Linked DNA regions of Homo sapiens: region 2 is linked to region 1. A link is a contact called in ENCODE Hi-C or POLR2A ChIA-PET data. All regions are on one chromosome and are shown on one strand. Each heading gives the region's core, a stretch centred on a gene start or an enhancer-like site at or near the end of the contact. The rest is flanking DNA. Distances are from core to core; before and after follow the strand shown.

What was found. A loop is a pair of places that touch in the nucleus more often than their neighbours do. ChIA-PET counts read pairs that join two places held with the same protein, here RNA polymerase II (POLR2A).
Region 2: POLR2A ChIA-PET joins it to region 1 with 16 read pairs in OCI-LY7. The contact joins two enhancer-like sites. A Hi-C loop is called at or near these places in 2 of 168 maps with a recorded cell type or tissue (PC-9 and mammary epithelial cell). POLR2A ChIA-PET finds 5 or more read pairs at or near these places in 4 of 52 experiments (BJ, MCF 10A, OCI-LY7 and 1 more).

What each region holds. Positions count from the first base shown.
Region 1 is chr17:65,074,266-65,082,164 of GRCh38, forward strand. LOC105371864 (a long non-coding RNA gene) reads right to left here. Exons shown (of 3, transcript XR_934923.2): 3 at 3,890-4,290. Among named protein-coding and RNA genes, the nearest start is that of GNA13, 21 kb to the left of the region's middle. Within about 2 kb of position 4,331, at least 7 of the 41 ENCODE cell types and tissues checked have a DNase peak (open chromatin) inside an H3K27ac peak, as active enhancers do.
Region 2 is chr17:65,174,804-65,182,702 of GRCh38, forward strand. It overlaps RGS9 (regulator of G protein signaling 9), which reads left to right. Exons shown (of 19, transcript NM_003835.4): 9 at 2,929-3,000. It also overlaps the pseudogene ZNF848P. Among named protein-coding and RNA genes, the nearest start is that of RGS9, 41 kb to the left of the region's middle. RefSeq lists an enhancer at 6,482-6,531. Within about 2 kb of position 4,613, at least 8 of the 41 ENCODE cell types and tissues checked have a DNase peak (open chromatin) inside an H3K27ac peak, as active enhancers do.

The DNA of each region.
Region 1 (7,899 bases), core at 3,081-5,580:
AGCTCTGCCTCCCGGGTTAACACCATTCTCCTGCCTCAGCCTCCCGAGTAGCTGGGACTACAGGTGCCTACCACCACGCCCGGCTAATTTTTTGTATTTTTGGTAGACACGGGGTTTCACTGTGTTAGCCAGGATGGTCTTGATCTCCTGACCTCGTGATCTGCCCGCCTTGGCCTCCCAAAGTGCTGGGATTACAGGCGTGAGCCACCGTGCCTGGCCTCATGTCTACTTCTTTAAGCAGCGCAGATCTGCAAACCACTGAGCAGCCTATTGGGAGTACTGGGGAACCCCACACTGGTCTACAAAAACTAGGTTTTATTATGGTTTTGATGAGTGGACCAAAGTCATGAAGCAGGGGTGTCATGAGGTACTTCCTATTTCTCATTGGAATAAACTGGAAGAATTGAACAGGTAATTCTGTGCAGGACGTGAAAGGGATACTTAAGCTATTGTCATGGCTCTGCTCAGCCTGCAATATGGAGCCAGCAGTGTGCAGGCAGCCCCCGCCCCTCTCCCCCAGCCCCCAGCATGTCCCAGCAGCTTAGAGCCCCCTGGCTGGGTGGGTCTGGGCAGGCGCTTCCTCCCGGAGCTGGCTGGGCACCGCTCCCAGACCCAGGCTTTTCTAGGTCAGGCAGTTCTATCTTCAGGCTGGCCCGAGGATACGGTTTGTGTAAACTGCAGACATTGCTGGCGTGCTGTGTAAACACAGACTATCTCCCACTGCAGCTTTTCCTTTGGGGAGGCTCCCCCTCCAGTTGGGATACTGGATTCCAACTTCTTATCAACTTGTGTTTCCTATTCTGATATAAGGAAGCTATTAAAGTCCCTTTCCTGGTATTGCCTTGACCCCATCAGGACTTAACTTGTGTGGAAGCAGATGTCCTTTAGAGAAGTTTTTCACACACCCCCGCCCCCCCCATCCATTACCCAGCCTCAAATTCTCCACTTTAAACAAACCTGCAGGAATTTGTTTTCAAAGCCTTAGGCCCCGAACATTTACTTTCTACTCCAGCTAGTTAAAATGTGTTTTCTTGGCTTTTTGGGCCCTCCTTGATGGGTCCGCTGCTTCTTTCAGCTTCTTTCATCTTATGTCTTTTTTTTTTTTTTTTTTTTTTTGTGAGACAAGAGTCTTGCTCTGTCCGCTAGGCTGGAGTTCAGTGGCGCGATCTCAGCTCACTGCAACCTCTGCCTCCCGGGTTCAAATGATTCTTCTGCCTTAGCCTCCTGAGTAGCTGGAATTATGGGAGTGTGCCGCCATGCCAGGCTAATTTTTGTATTTGTATTTGTATTTGTATTTGTATTTGTATTTTATTTTATTTTATTTTATTTTATTTTATTTTATTTTATTTTAGTAGAGACAGGGTTTTATCATGGTAGCCAGGCTGGTCTCAATTTCCTGACCTCAAGTGATCCGCCCGCCTCAGCCTCCCAAATTGCTGGGATTATGGGTGTGAGCCAACGCGCCTGGCCTCATCTTCATTATTTCTAAACTTTTTATGCTTTTCAATGTCAGTCTACTCTTCACTGCCCCTAAATAAGGCCTTGCTCGACTCTTTTTAAACATTTCCTCATATTTCCCTGCTTCCTTCTTGCCCTTCTGACTGTGACAGTCCTGTCCTCCATCCTCCTTTCTTTCCAAGTTTTGCTGACGGGAGGAATATGAAGAAAAAGAAATGAGGAAAGACATTCCTTCAAGATCTAGCTTATAGACCGGATAATAATCTGAACATGCCCTGAGCCCTCTAATGTTCATTTTTCTCCCTTTCATCTGAACTCCTGTGGAGCTCATGGTCTCTATACACAATTTAGTACTAGCAGTAGCCGGCCTCCAGGGTAGCCCCAATGTGACTCTATGCCTGGTATTCATGCATACAGGTCTGGTGGCATGCACCTGTAGTCCCAGCTGCTTGGGAGGCTGAGGCAGGAGGATTGCTTGAGTCCTGGAGTTCTGGGCTGTAGTGCACTATGCCAACTGGACGTCTGCACCAAGTTCAGTATCAATAAGATGGCCTCCCAGGAGCAAGGGACCACCAGGTTTCCTAAGGGCTTAATAATAAGTGCCCTGGCCAGGCGCAGTGGCTTACGCCTGTAATCCCAGCACTTTGGGAGACAGAGGCGTGCACATCACTTGAGGTCAGGAGTTCGAGACCAGTTTGGCCAACATGGTGAAATCCTGTCTCTACTAAAAATACAAAAATTAGCCAAGTGTGGTGGTGCACGCCTGTGATCCCAGCTACTCGGGAGGCTGAGGCATGAGATTTGCTTGAACCCAGGAGGCAGAGGTTGCGGTGATCTGAGGTCATGCCATTGCACTCCAGCCTGGGCAACGAGAGTGACACTCTGTCTCAAAATAATAATAATAATAATAATAATAATAATAATAATAATAATAATAATGTTCCCAATAAGGTCTCAATAGATGCCTGATGGTCAGGTGCATCCCCTAGCTCAGTACTGTCATTTAACAGGTTGAATGATAGTGCCATTGTGGCACTTTTCACATGGAAAGATCTTAGAAGTTTTTTCCTGGCACAAGCAGAACTGCTGCCACACAGAGGCCCAGACAACGACACTGCATGAATAAATGTATTTTTTTAGCTAGAGCCATGAGGAATCGTATCCTGATGGGTTTACCCAAACAGGCTGCTACCAAATGTGAGGCTGGGGTTGGGCCACAGGATTTGACTTGTGGTCACTCATGTTCCTTGATCCTCTACGCTCCTATCCTGCCCATTCTGGGGTGCTCAGCTCTCACCATGGACCTGGGGACATTAAAAGTCCCTTCCCTTTATTAGTCAGACACCTGCAAAAACCTCTGGCATCTATTTCACTTAACAGCACAATCAGTCATGTTCCACGTAAACATCAGCTCATTTCAGCTCCTGTCTCCTACTCTGGGAGTTGGAGCTTTGAGAACCTGGGAAAAAAGAGGATGAGGAGACTGTAAAATTGTGGAGTCCTTGTTTAAGATGATCACTAGCTGGGTGGTGCTAGTGGGACCCTGATAGGATGGGTGGCCAGCAGACCCCCAGCTGAGTAGGCTTCTTTGTGTCATTTTGCTCCAGCATTGACCTGAAAACTCAACAATTGTTTTTTTTTTTTTCTTTCTTTCTTTTTTTCTTAGACTCTTGCTATGTTGCCCAGGCTGGCCTTAAACTCCTGGGCTCTTGCTCTACATATTCTCAGTCCAATAAAAAAGGAAAAAAATATGACAGGGCATGGTGGCTCACACCTATAATCCCAGCACTTTGGGAGGCCAAGGCAGTAGGACCACTTGAGGGCAGGAGTTCAAGACCAGCCTGAGCAACATGATGAAACCCTGTCTCTACAAAAAAATACGAAAATTAGCTGGGCATGGTGGTGCATGCCTGTAGTCCCAGCTATTTGGGAGGCTGAGCGGGGAGGATCACTTGAGCCCAGGGAGATCGAGGCTGGGCTCGAGTAAGCTATGATTGTGCCACTGCACTCCAGCTTGGGTGACAGAGCGAGACTCGTTTCAATTAAAAAAACAAACAAATAAATAATAATAAAAGAAAAGAGAAAAAAAAATTCCGGGGCTCAAGCTCTCCTCCCATCTCAGCCTCCCAAGTAGCTGGGACCACAGGAATGCATCACTATGCCTGACTCTCTCCAGTTTTTTTTTTTTTTTTTTTTTAGACAGAGTTTCACTCTGTCGTCCAGACTAGAGTGCAATGGCACAATCTCAGTTCACTGCAACCTCTGCCTCCCAAGTTCAAGCAATTCTCCTGTCTTAGCCTCCCAAGTAGCTGGGACTACAGGCGCTGCCACCACGCCAGGCTAATTTTTGTATTTTTAGTAAAGACAGGGTTTCACCATGTTGCCCAGGCTGGTCTCGAACTCCTGACCTCAGGTGATCCACCCGCCTTGGCCTCCCAAAGTGCTGGGATCATAGGCGTGAGCCACCGCACCCGGCCACCAGTTGTTTTTAAAATTAATTTTACCCAACATTTTTTGAGTCTTTACTACAGCAGAACCCAAGGCCCTAAGGATTAATATGGCAAGGTCCCTGCCTTCCAACGTGTTGACATCTAGCGAGGAAGAAAAGTGTAACATATTTCTCAGATCATCCTGAGGACCTGGACAGGGGAGGGAGAGGGCTGAGAGCAAGGGATGAGTATGGAAGTTGGTGGAGTCCAGGTTTCAAATTGGAACATCATGGCCACAGCCATTTAAATGTGATCCTGGTGGCCTGCTCAGCCTTCTGCATCTGGAAGCAGGATGTCAGGCTGGATGGAAAGTGCTGCTTTTACATCCTGTTCCAAGGGCTTCCTGGAAAGACAGAAGAAAGAAAAAGAAAGCACAGGCACTTGAGTCCCAGCCCGCTTCTCTCCCTGCAGCAGTGAGTCACCCTGGGAAAGAGTCAGTAGAACCCACTAGAGCATCCTGAAACTTGACTTGTTTGTTTTGACCATGGCATGAGACTGGAATATGTCCTGGGGGCTGGCCTGTGGGAATGGGCACAATAGCTCTACCAGTCTCCTTGACACCCTTCGAGATCGCAAGCACTCCACGGACTCCTGGTGCCTTAGTTGAGCAGGATTTAGTGACTCAATGCCCAGCACTGGAAGCCTGTGGGGTGTTAGGCCCTGAGCTGGGAGCTGGGGATTTGAGCATGCTGAGGATCACTTTCTTGGGGCGGGGGGGCTCAGGTTTACAAATTACTGCATGTCACAGACTTATGGGGTCACCAGAGGCAGTTGGAAGCGTAATTTAAAATCAGTGACTACAGCCAGGCACGGTGGCCCAGGCCTGTAATCCCAGCACTTTGGGAGGCCGAGCCAGGCAGATCACCTGAGGTCAGGAGTTTAAGACTGGCTTGGCCAACATGGTGAAACCCTCTCTCTAATAAACATACAAAAATTAGACGAGCGTGGTGGTGCAAGCCTGTAATCCCAGCTACTCCGGAGGCTGAGGCAGGAGAATTGCTTGAACCCAGGAGGCAGAGGTTGCAGTGAGCTGAGATCGCACCACTGCACTCCAGCCTGGGTGACGGAGCGAGACTCCATTTCAAACAAACAAACAAAACAAAATAAAAAAAAACACCAAAAAATAAAATTGGTGACTGCCACTTTTTTTTCTTTTTTTTATTGCACTGAGAATATGCAGAGCAAGAGCCCAGGAATTTAAGACCAGCCTGGGCAACATAGCAAGAGTCTGTCTCTAAGAAAAAAAGAAAAAGAAAAATAATTGTTGAGTTGTCAGGTCAATGCTGGAGCAAAATCACACAAAGAAGCCTACTCAGTGACTGCCAGGATCCACTTGGCACTCCCAGTAGAGCCCCAGGGGGACTCCACATCCAGTTAGTATTCCAACACCCCCCCACTTCCCAGCGAGGAGGGGCTTGAGCCTCCCCAGATGTATGCATTTCCTGGGGCTGCCATAACAAAGAACCAAAAGCTGAGAGGCTTAAAACAACAGACATTTACTATCTCCCAGTTCTGGAGCCTGGAAGTCTAAATGCAAGGCGTCAGCAGGGCCGTACTCTCTCCGATGGCTCTGGGTTAAGAACGCTTCCTCGTCTCTTCCAGCTTCGGTTGCTGGCCAGCATCCTTGACATCTCTATTCACATGGCTGTCTCCTCTCCGCATCTTCACACTGCCCTCCCCTCTCTATTCACATGGCTGTCTCCTCCCCACATCTTCACACCACCTTCCTTCTGTATTTCTGTGTCCAAATTTCCCTTGTTTACAAGGACACTAATCATATTAGATCAGGGCCCCCGACCTCATTTTTTTTCTTATATATATGTATATATAATGAAAAATAAATATTATAAATCTAATATAATATTTTTATTTTTCTTATATATGTATATATAATGAAAAATAAATATTATAAATCCAATAAACTATAGTCATATTAATATAATATTTAATATATTATAAATATATAGCTTATATAAATGTTTATATTATATTATATAAAAATGTTAAATTTATATATAATACATGATATATAACATTTACATTTATATTTTATATATTATAAAAATATCATATATTAAAATATATTTAAACTATAAATATATATTCAATAAATATGTAACAATATGTACATATATGTGTGTATATATATTTATAAATATAATTGAGATAGTGTCTCACAGTGTTGCCCTGGCTGATCTCAAACTCCTAGGCTGAAGTGATCCTCCTGCCGCAGCCTCCCAAAGTGCTGGGATTACAGGCCTGAGCGGCTGCACCCAGCCCTGAACCTCATTTTAACCTGATTACTTCTGTAAAGACCTTCCTTCCAAATAAGGCCCATTCTGAAGCAGTGGGCGTCAGGACTTCAGCATATCCTTCTGTGAGTGTGGGAGGGGGTCACAATTCAACCCGTAACACCAGTCTTAATAAAACTTTTTTTTTTTTTTTTTTTGAAACGGGGTCACGCTCTGTCCCCCAGGCGCGATCTCGGCTCACTGCAAGCTCCACCTTCCGGGCTCACGCCGTTCTCCTGCCTCAGCCTCCCGAGTAGCTGAGACTACAGGCGCCCACCATCACGCCCGGCTAATTTTTTTGTATTTTTAGTAGAGACTGGTTCACCGTGTTAGCCAGGATGGCCTCGATCTCCTGACCTCGTGATCCGCCTGCCTCGGCCTCCCAAAGTGCTGGGATTACAGGCATGAGCCACCGCACCCGGCCAATAAAACTATTCTTGGCAAGACCTGCAGCAACGTAAAACTGTGGCCAAAAGTATGAACTGTGCAGCTAGAAGGACTTGGTTTGACACCAAATCCAAACCTCTTGCCAGTTTTCTGAACCTGGCACATCACTGCAACCTCGGCCTTCTGGGTGTCCTCTAAGATAAGGACAATAGTGCTTCCCTCATAGTGCTTGTAGAAAGGGGTCACTACTGATATATCTAGCTATCTAGCACCTAGAATGCCAGGATCAATAAATATTTTATTAAATAAATATATATATTTATATCCTTACTTTTTTTTTTTTTAAGAGATAAGATCTCACTCTCTTACCTGGGCTAGAGTGCAGTGGTGTGATTATGGCTTACTGTAGCCCTGTAGCCTCAACCTCTTGGGCTCAAGTGATCCTCCTGTCTCAGCTTCTCGAGTAGCTGGGACTGCAGGTGTGTGATACCCTGCCCAGCTAATTTTTAAATTTTATTGTAGAGGTGGAATCTCACTATGTTGCTGAGCTTAGTCTTGAACTCCTGGCCTCAAGTGAACCTTCTGCCTCAGCCTCCCAAAGCACTAGAATTACAGGTGTGAGCCACCACATCTGGCCTAGTCCTTTCCTTAAGAGGCACTCTATGGGCAGAAAAGACAATACAGACCTAAACAAGAAATTATAATATATCATGATGTCATAAATAATGGAAATACCAACAAAATACAGTAGAAGCAGAAAGGAAGGCCTGGGGGACTTCCCAGAGGAGGCAACATCTGGAGAAGGGTTTTAAAGGTTAAGCAAGAGTTTGGCAGGCATAGGCATGGAGGTGGAAAACAATAGGGCCCCTTCCGGGCATCATAAGCAATCTGGCATTATAGGACTATAAAGCGCAAGAGAAGGAGAGGTGGGAGATGAAGTGGAAAGAGCAAGCAGGAAACAGATCATAAGTGGCTTCAGGTGCTCTTCAAAGAAGCACAGGCTTTATTTGTCTCCTGTGGGTGACGAGGAGGCATTTCAAGGCTTGGAAATATCAATCAAGTCCCAGAAGAAATGGATAACACACTGAATCTGGGCAACCAAGGAGAGTTTAATAAACGGACCATGAATAAAGACTTGAGAAGGGCTGGGCAAGGTGGTTCATGCCTGTAATTCTAACTTTGGAAGGCCAAGGTGGGAGGATTGCTTGAGCCCTGGAGTTCAAGACCAGCCTGGGAAACATAGTGAGACCCTCATCTCTAAAAATTAAAAAGAA
Region 2 (7,899 bases), core at 3,363-5,862, 100 kb after region 1:
GCTGGGGAAGTCTCAGGAAACTTACAATCATGGCGGAACGGGAAAAGGCACATCTGACATGGTGGCAGGCGAGAGAGAGCGAGTATGTGAAAGAGGAACTGTCAGACACTTATAAAACCATCAGATCTCATGAGAACTCACTATCATGAGAACAGCATGGGGGACACCACCCCCATAATCCAGTCACCTCCCACCAGGTCTCTCCCTCAATCCCTGGGGATTATGGAGATTACAGTTCAAGATGATATTTGGGTGGGAACACAGAACCAAACCATATTAATGTGTGTGTGTGTGTGTGTGTCAGGACATGTGTGTATGTGAGTGTGTGTGAGTGTGCATATGTACATGTGGGAGTATGTGTAGGTGTGTGCATGTATGTGAGCATGCGTGTGTGAGTGTGCCAGTGTGTCAGGGCATGTATGTATGTGAGCATGTGTGAGTGTGCATATGTATGTATGAGAGTGTGTGGGTGTGTGAGTGTGAGTGTGAGAGTGTGTGAACGTGCCAAAGTGTGTGTATGAAGTCTGCCTTCAGTTATGCAGGGGGATTTCTCCATACCAGATTCAGGGGGCAACTCCTAGAACCCTTTTTGGCAAAGGCACTGACTCTGCTGAGCCCCTGCCATGTGAGGTTAGATCCCATGGTGTTATCCCTTCAAGACACCTGTCTCAACTCTAATTTATCCTTTGTGTGATTAATTGCTGAGTGGCTACCTCCCCCTTGAGACTGGGAGTGCCTCAGTAATGCCTGCTGGGGAGCAGTGGTCTCGGGGCACACTCACCATGGGCTCCCCAGGGCTCAGCACAATGTCCGGCACATAAGAAGTGCCCCATAGATATTTGCTGATCAAGATCCACTTGTAACAACTAGGGTAAGGATGGCCATTCCCTTTCCCTGTCCTCCTCCCCACCCACTTTCTATTGCCTTTTCCTTTCTCTTCCCTGTGTCGTCTTGTCTGCACATATTTGCCTCCATGGTAGCCCGGTGAGCTAGGTTGCTAGATTTAGCAAATAAAATACAGGAAATTTGGTTGAATTTGAATTTCAGATAAACAACAAATAATTTTTATGTAAAATGTATTTTGTATATTTAGTATAAATATATAATAAGCATCAAAATATTGGGACAGAAATTATTTGCCATTTATCTTAAATTAACTGGGCTTCCTACATTTTATCTGGCAGTCTTACATCTGAGCTAAAACCCAGTCTGATCCCATGGATGAGGCTGAATTTGATGGCAAGAAAGCCCAGTTGCTTCCCAACTCTCTGCTTCAGTGTAGCCAACCTGGTTGGTCACATGTGCTGAGCAATGGGTGGATGCCTGGCATCACACCTGCATCAGGGGAAGTGAAAGACCCAAATTATTGGTCTCAAAGAGTCAAGGAGTTGAGAGAGACCAAGTAAGATTTTCTGGAGAGCTGGGTTACCTGCTGGCAAAGGGAACTAACAGAGATTACAGTCCCAGTTTTGGGCCATTCTTTTACATATGTAATCTTAAAATGAATACAACCCCTTGCTCAGCAATAGCTACCTTCTGTGGAGAGCTTCACACCCTATCTTGTTAAATCTTCACAAGAACCTGCCACGTAGGAGGATTCTTCTCTGTTTCTTAGAGAGGTTAGTGAGTGCCAAGACAAGGAGTGTTTTCCAAGATCTTCTGCACAGCTGGGAAGTGGCAGAACCAGGAGTGGCACCCAGACGTGCCTGACAAGCCTGGACTTTCCCAAAGCACTGCTCTGTCACTTCACTTTTCCCGCCAAGCCCAAGATGAAACCACAGAGTGTGGGGAAGGAGCACTGTGGGAAGAGTCAGGAAGCCCATGTATTAGTCTCAGTGAACTCTTTTGGAGCCTGAATGTTACCCATCCATATGCCCACTCACTCATCCATCCATCTACTCACTCAACCATCCATCCATCCATCCATCCATCCATCCATCCATCCATCCACCCATCCACCCATCCGTCTATCTCTTCACCTATCCATTCACCATCCATCTACCACAAATTTACCCATTCATCCATGCATCCATCCCTCCATCTATACATCCCACTATGGTGCTGAGTTTGCCATTCATCTGTCCATCCATCCATCCATCCATCCATCCATCTCTTCACCCATCCACTCACCATCCACCTACCACCCATTCATCCATCCATCCCTCCTTCCCTTCCTCCATCCATTCGTACACCATTCCATTCCTTCATCCATCCATCTCACTATGGTGCTGGGGATGCCATTCATTTGTTTGTCCATCCATCCATCCATCCATCCATCCATCCATCCATCCTTCCATCCCTCCATTCATCCATCTCACTATGGTGCTGGGGATGCCATTTATCTGTCCGTCCATCCATCCATCCATCCATCCACCCATCCATCCATCCGTTTATTCACCCACCCACCATCCACCTACCACCCATTTACCTATTCATTCATCCATCCACCCATCCCCCTCTCCTTCCCTCTTTCCTGCCACCCATCCAACTCTGGTGCTGGGAATGCCATTCATCTGTCTGGCCATCCATCCATCCATCCATCCACTCACCCACCCATCAACCATCTACCCGCCACCCATTTACCTATTCATCCATCCACTTATCCATGCATCCCACTATGGTGCTGGGGATGCCAACCACCTGTCCATTTTTCCATCCATCCACCCACCCACGCATCTACCCATCCTTCTCTCCCTCCATCCTTCCATCTCACTATGTTAGGTGCTGGGGATACTGGGAGGCATAACAGCCCTCATGAAGCTCAACAGCTCACCTGGAGGGTTTACACCCACTCAAAGCTTCCCATGGGCTAGGCCACAAGCTCTTCTCAGCTCAATCTCACAATTGGCAGATTAACCAAGACCCACAGTTAACCAGAAACTGGAGACTCTCCCTGTAATGACCTTATGTTGTTTTTATTCCATTTAGCCTGGAATGGACAATGTGCTGGACTACGGCCTGGACCGAGTGACCAATCCGAATGAAGTCAAGGTAAACCAGGTATGTCTCTGCTGCATAGTTTGGGTAGGGCCTAGGTCGGATTCTGGGGCTGGGAAGGTGTCCACATGTCTATTCGTGTCTGTTAGGGCAACGATATCTCCTCTTTGAGACTATCAAAGAGAGGAGGACCGTGGGCTCTGTGGACTCAGGGTTAGGGGAGAAGTGGGACCATGGCAGGATGCTAGGTGAGAAGAAATTACGACTGAAGACAGACAGAGGCTGTAGAGTGCAGGGAAGAGCTAATGGGATCTAGATGGCTGGTTTTCAAACTTTTCTGAGTCACTTCCCCCTTCGAAAATCTGATGAAAGTTATGAGCTCATTCCACTCAAAGATGCACAGACAGACATTCTGTACACAGTTTCAGCCAGTTCCTTGATCCTGAGGAGACTGTAGACCCCAGCCTCGAAACTCTTGAATCAGTTTTAGATTTAACCTTAATCCACATGACAGGACCTGGAATCTAACACTTTCTTTCACATCCCAGTGGAGTGGGATCTTTGTAAAGATTCTCCAAGCAGGTTTCATTAAAAAAAAATACCTTTCCTCAAATAGGCCATCTTTCATGATGGATAGCCAATGTCCTATGAGTATTTATTTATTTATAGAAATACAGTTCATAAGCTGTTGAGCCCATGGCCCTATTGACATTTTGGGCCAGATAATTCTTTTTTTTTCCTATTTATTTATTTATTTATTTATTTAATTCATTTATTATTTGAGACAGGGTCTCACTCTGTTGCCCGGGCTGCAGTGCAGTGGCATGCTCATAGCTCACTGCAGCCTTGACCTCTTGGGCTCAGGTGATCCTCCTGCCTTAGCCACCCAAGTAGCTAGGACCACAGGCACATGCCACCGTGCTTGGCTAATTTTTGAAATTATCTGTAGAGACAGTGTCTTTCTATGTTGCCCAGGCTGGTCTTGAACTCCTGGGCTCAAGCAGTCCTCCTGCCTTGGCCTCCCAAAGCACTGAGATTACAGGTGTGAGCCACTGTGCCTGGCTCAGATAGACAATTCTTTGGTGAAGCTGTCCTGTGCATTTTAGAATGTTCAGCAGCATCCCCAGCTCTGCCCATGAGATGTCAGTACCTCCATTCCTCTCCCTGCCCACCTAAGCCCCAGTCCTAACAATCAAAAATGTCTCCAGACATTGCCCATTGTACCCTGGGAAGGAAGTCAACATTACTCTGGCTGACAACCACTGATTCCAATGAACCATCCTAGACCCATTTAAACAGATCTTAGGTAGTTTCATTGCTTTCTGTCAAACATTGTCTTTGGGTAGCAAGGGTGTCATCTCTAGCCTAGGGTGCATCTATAGGGCTCTGCAGAGCCTTAAGGCATGAGTGGGGGCCTGTAGGGGTGTGCAGGGGAAGGAGGAGGGTGGAAGTGGGAGGGGAAAGAAAAAGGAGCCAGAAATGTTAGCAAGGCAGCTCTGGGACAGTGTTTGCTTTTGCTCCCTGGAGAGGGTCACCGGGGGAACCATTAGGTCTCTTGTCCACAAGCTGGAGAGACCCTTCCTTTGATACACACAGGGCACAGTCAGCCTTAACTCAGCTGTTCCCAGGGCAGCCTTTCCCGTGTTCCCCTTGCCAGAGAACAGATCACTGCTGAGGCCTTGTAGGCTTGGTTGCCATGGAAACAGAATCCTCGAGTAAAAGATTGAACCTGGGTGGAAGGGTTGCTTTTTTTTATGGCTAACTAGCAGCTCTGGAAACCTCTTTCCTGGGGAGGAGAGAGAGGGTGGAGGCAGAAAGCACATCACTCATTCTGAGATGGGGGGGTGGGAACAAAGGGTCACCCATCCGTGACCCAAGCCAGGATACTGCTCAGCTGTGTGTGTGTGTGTGTGTGTGTGTGTGTGTGTGTGTGTGTGTGTGTTGGGGGTGGTTAGGCAGGACCTTAACTTCATCCATTTGAGAGGGAAGCTAAGGAGCTGAGCTGCTCCATCCTGGGGGTGACTTCTGAGGAGGGTGACCAGATTACTGTCTTTACTGAGGAGGCATCTTTGTGCTCCTTGGCCTTCAGAGCCCACTTCCTGCGGATGTGGATGCTGGCAACACCCTCAGCCCAGAACCCAGTGGGCAGGCTGGGTGTACGACAGAGGGTGCCTTTGCCATGGTGGGGTGTGATACGGGCTGTGTCTCCGCTGTTTACCGTTATCTTCTCTGTCTCTCTCTCTCTCTCTTCCCAGCTATCTATCTATCTCCTGTCTGTGCACTCTGGCTGCTGTGGAATAAAGTATTAAGAAGAATAAAGAACTGCAATTCTCATGCATGCAGAGCCCCTTCCAGCCCTCCCCTCAGGCAGCCCCAGCATGCTGTGGTTTATCTGTCTGCAACATTTTCCACTGTCTGCGAGTCCCCTGTGTTCCCGGGTTAATCTGCCCTGAGAGAAGAGGGTTGCCAAGAGCATGAAGCATCTCCATGAAGACCTGGGAGTGCAGAGGCTTTGGATTTTTGTCTCACTTCAGAGAACTCATGGTGCCTGAGCTGGTTTGAAGAGAGGTCATTTTGAGAAGGAATCGATCCTTCTTTCTTTTTTTCTTTTCTATTCTTTTTTTTTGAGACGGAGTCCTGCTCTGTCACCCAGGCAGGAGTGCAGTGGCGTGATCTCGGCTCACTGCAACCTCCGCCTTCCGGGTTGAAGTAACTCCTTGCCTCAGCCTCCAGAGTAGCCGCGATTACAGGTGTGTTCCACCACGCCCAGCTAATTTTTTCATATTTTTAGTACAGACGGAGTTTCTCCATGTTGGCCAGGCTGGTCTTGAACTCCTGACCTCAGGTGATCCGCCCATCTTGGCCTCCCAAAGTGCTGGGATTACAGGCATGAACCACTGCGCCTGGCTATCAATCCTTCTTTTTAAACTTTTATTTTAGGTTCAGGGGTTACATTTCAGGTAAACTGCATGTCACCGGAGTTTGGTATATAGATTATCTTGTCACTCAGGAAATAAGCATAGTACTCATAGGTAGTTTTTCTATCCTCTCCCTCCTCCCACCCTCCACCCTCAAGTAGGCCTGGGTGTCTGTTGTTCCCTTCTTTGTGTCCTTGTGTACTCAATGTTCAGCTCCCACTTATAAGTGAGCCCATGTGGTATTTGGTTTTCTGTTCCTGCGTTAGTTCGCTTAAGACAATGATCTCTAGCTCCATCCATGTTGCTACAAAGAACATGATCTCATTTTTTTATGGCTGCATAGTATTCCATGGTATATATGTACCACATTTTCTTCATCCAGTCTACCAATGATGGGCATTTAGGTTGATCCCATGTCTTTGCTATTGTGAATAGTGCTGCAGTGAACATAGGCATGCATGTGTCTTTATGACGGAATGATTTATATCCCTTTGGGTATATACCTAGTAATGCGATTGCTGGGTCAATGGTAATTCTATTTTAAGTTCTTTGAGAAATCACCACACTGCTTTCTACAATGGCTGAACTAATTTCATTCCCACCAGAAGCATATAAGCTTCCCTTTTCTCCTTGCCAGCATCTGTTATTTTTTGACTTTTTGATAATAGCCATTCTGACTAGTGTGAGATGTTATCTCATTGTGGTTTTGATTTGCATTTCGAGAATGAGTAAATTCTTGAGAAGATGTATCTGTTTTCCCCAAATAGAGGCAAGTAACCGTCAACCATAAGGAGGAAAGTCATTAGGTTGGCAGGTGTCTCGGGCCCTGGGTGGCCCACTCCCACTGGCTAATGGCAGCTGGGAGGGACTGGCCAGGGGCCGGGACCACACTCTAGAAGTGAGTCCTCTTTTAGCTCCAATACCTTGAGGCATACGGAACCCCCAACTCCTGCACCCCAGGAGGTGATGGGGGCAGGGGCCGCTCATGGCAGGATCACTGCCATCATTTAGGGATGAGGGCAGTGTCGGGTGCTGAAGAGACCCTTGACATTGGCCTGAGCCCCAGCTCTGCCACTTCCGGTCCATGTGATCTTGGGCAAGCTCTTTCTTGAGCCACAGTCTCAGTTTCCTCATCTCTAACAGGGGAAGCATGCTAGTTCCTTCATCAGAGGATTAAGCAGGATCACTTATGTGTAGTGTCTAGAATGCTAATCAACACGTAGAGACACTCCACACACAGCTGGTATTATTCTAAATGTTGTCATGCTATGAGAGAGAATTTATGGGACTTGTAGACCTCAGACTCCATGTTAGGGTGCTGTACCTAGCCAATTTCCTCTTCTGCCTTTTCACCTTCTCATACTTCTCCCCTGGTTAGAGGTGGAAGGAGGGGTTACATGCCAATTTCAACCTCTCTGCCTACTCCAATAAGCAGCTGCTCAGAACCTCAGTCTACACTGGCGAGTATACAGATCTTTTGGTAAAAGGCAGAAATATGGCCTCCCAGTATAAAATACTGTGCTCTGCAGAGGTGCTCAGCCTGGAGCCCTCACACACCATATGCTCCCGCCAATAGGGGACAAACTTCTTTCTTCTTGTGGCTTCTGTGTGACCATGCCTAGCTGAGGGAAGGGAAGGGGCTGATGTTTGCTGACAGCTCCCTGCGTGCCAGGCATGGACCTGAGTGCGCCACCCTTTGTAACGGCTCAGCTAAGACTCACTACTGCGTTAGAAGGTAGATGGCCACGTTGACCTCCGTTTCACGGTTGAGAAAGCAGGCCGAGAGAGAGGGTGGCTCCCCCAAGGACACACAGCTGAGAAGTGGTGAAGCCAGGATCTGAACCTCAGCTGATGGCCGCCAGAGCCCACTCCACATCCTGCCTGATGTTTTCTAATGTCCTTATTGTGGCTTTTAGAAGTTTTTCTGCATTTCCTGAAGTCCATTAACAGAGACAATGTCAGTTTCCTTTTTCACATGAAGAAAACAAAATAGAGAGACATAGCCGTTTGCCCAAGGTGACCCAGCCAGGATTCAGTTACGTGT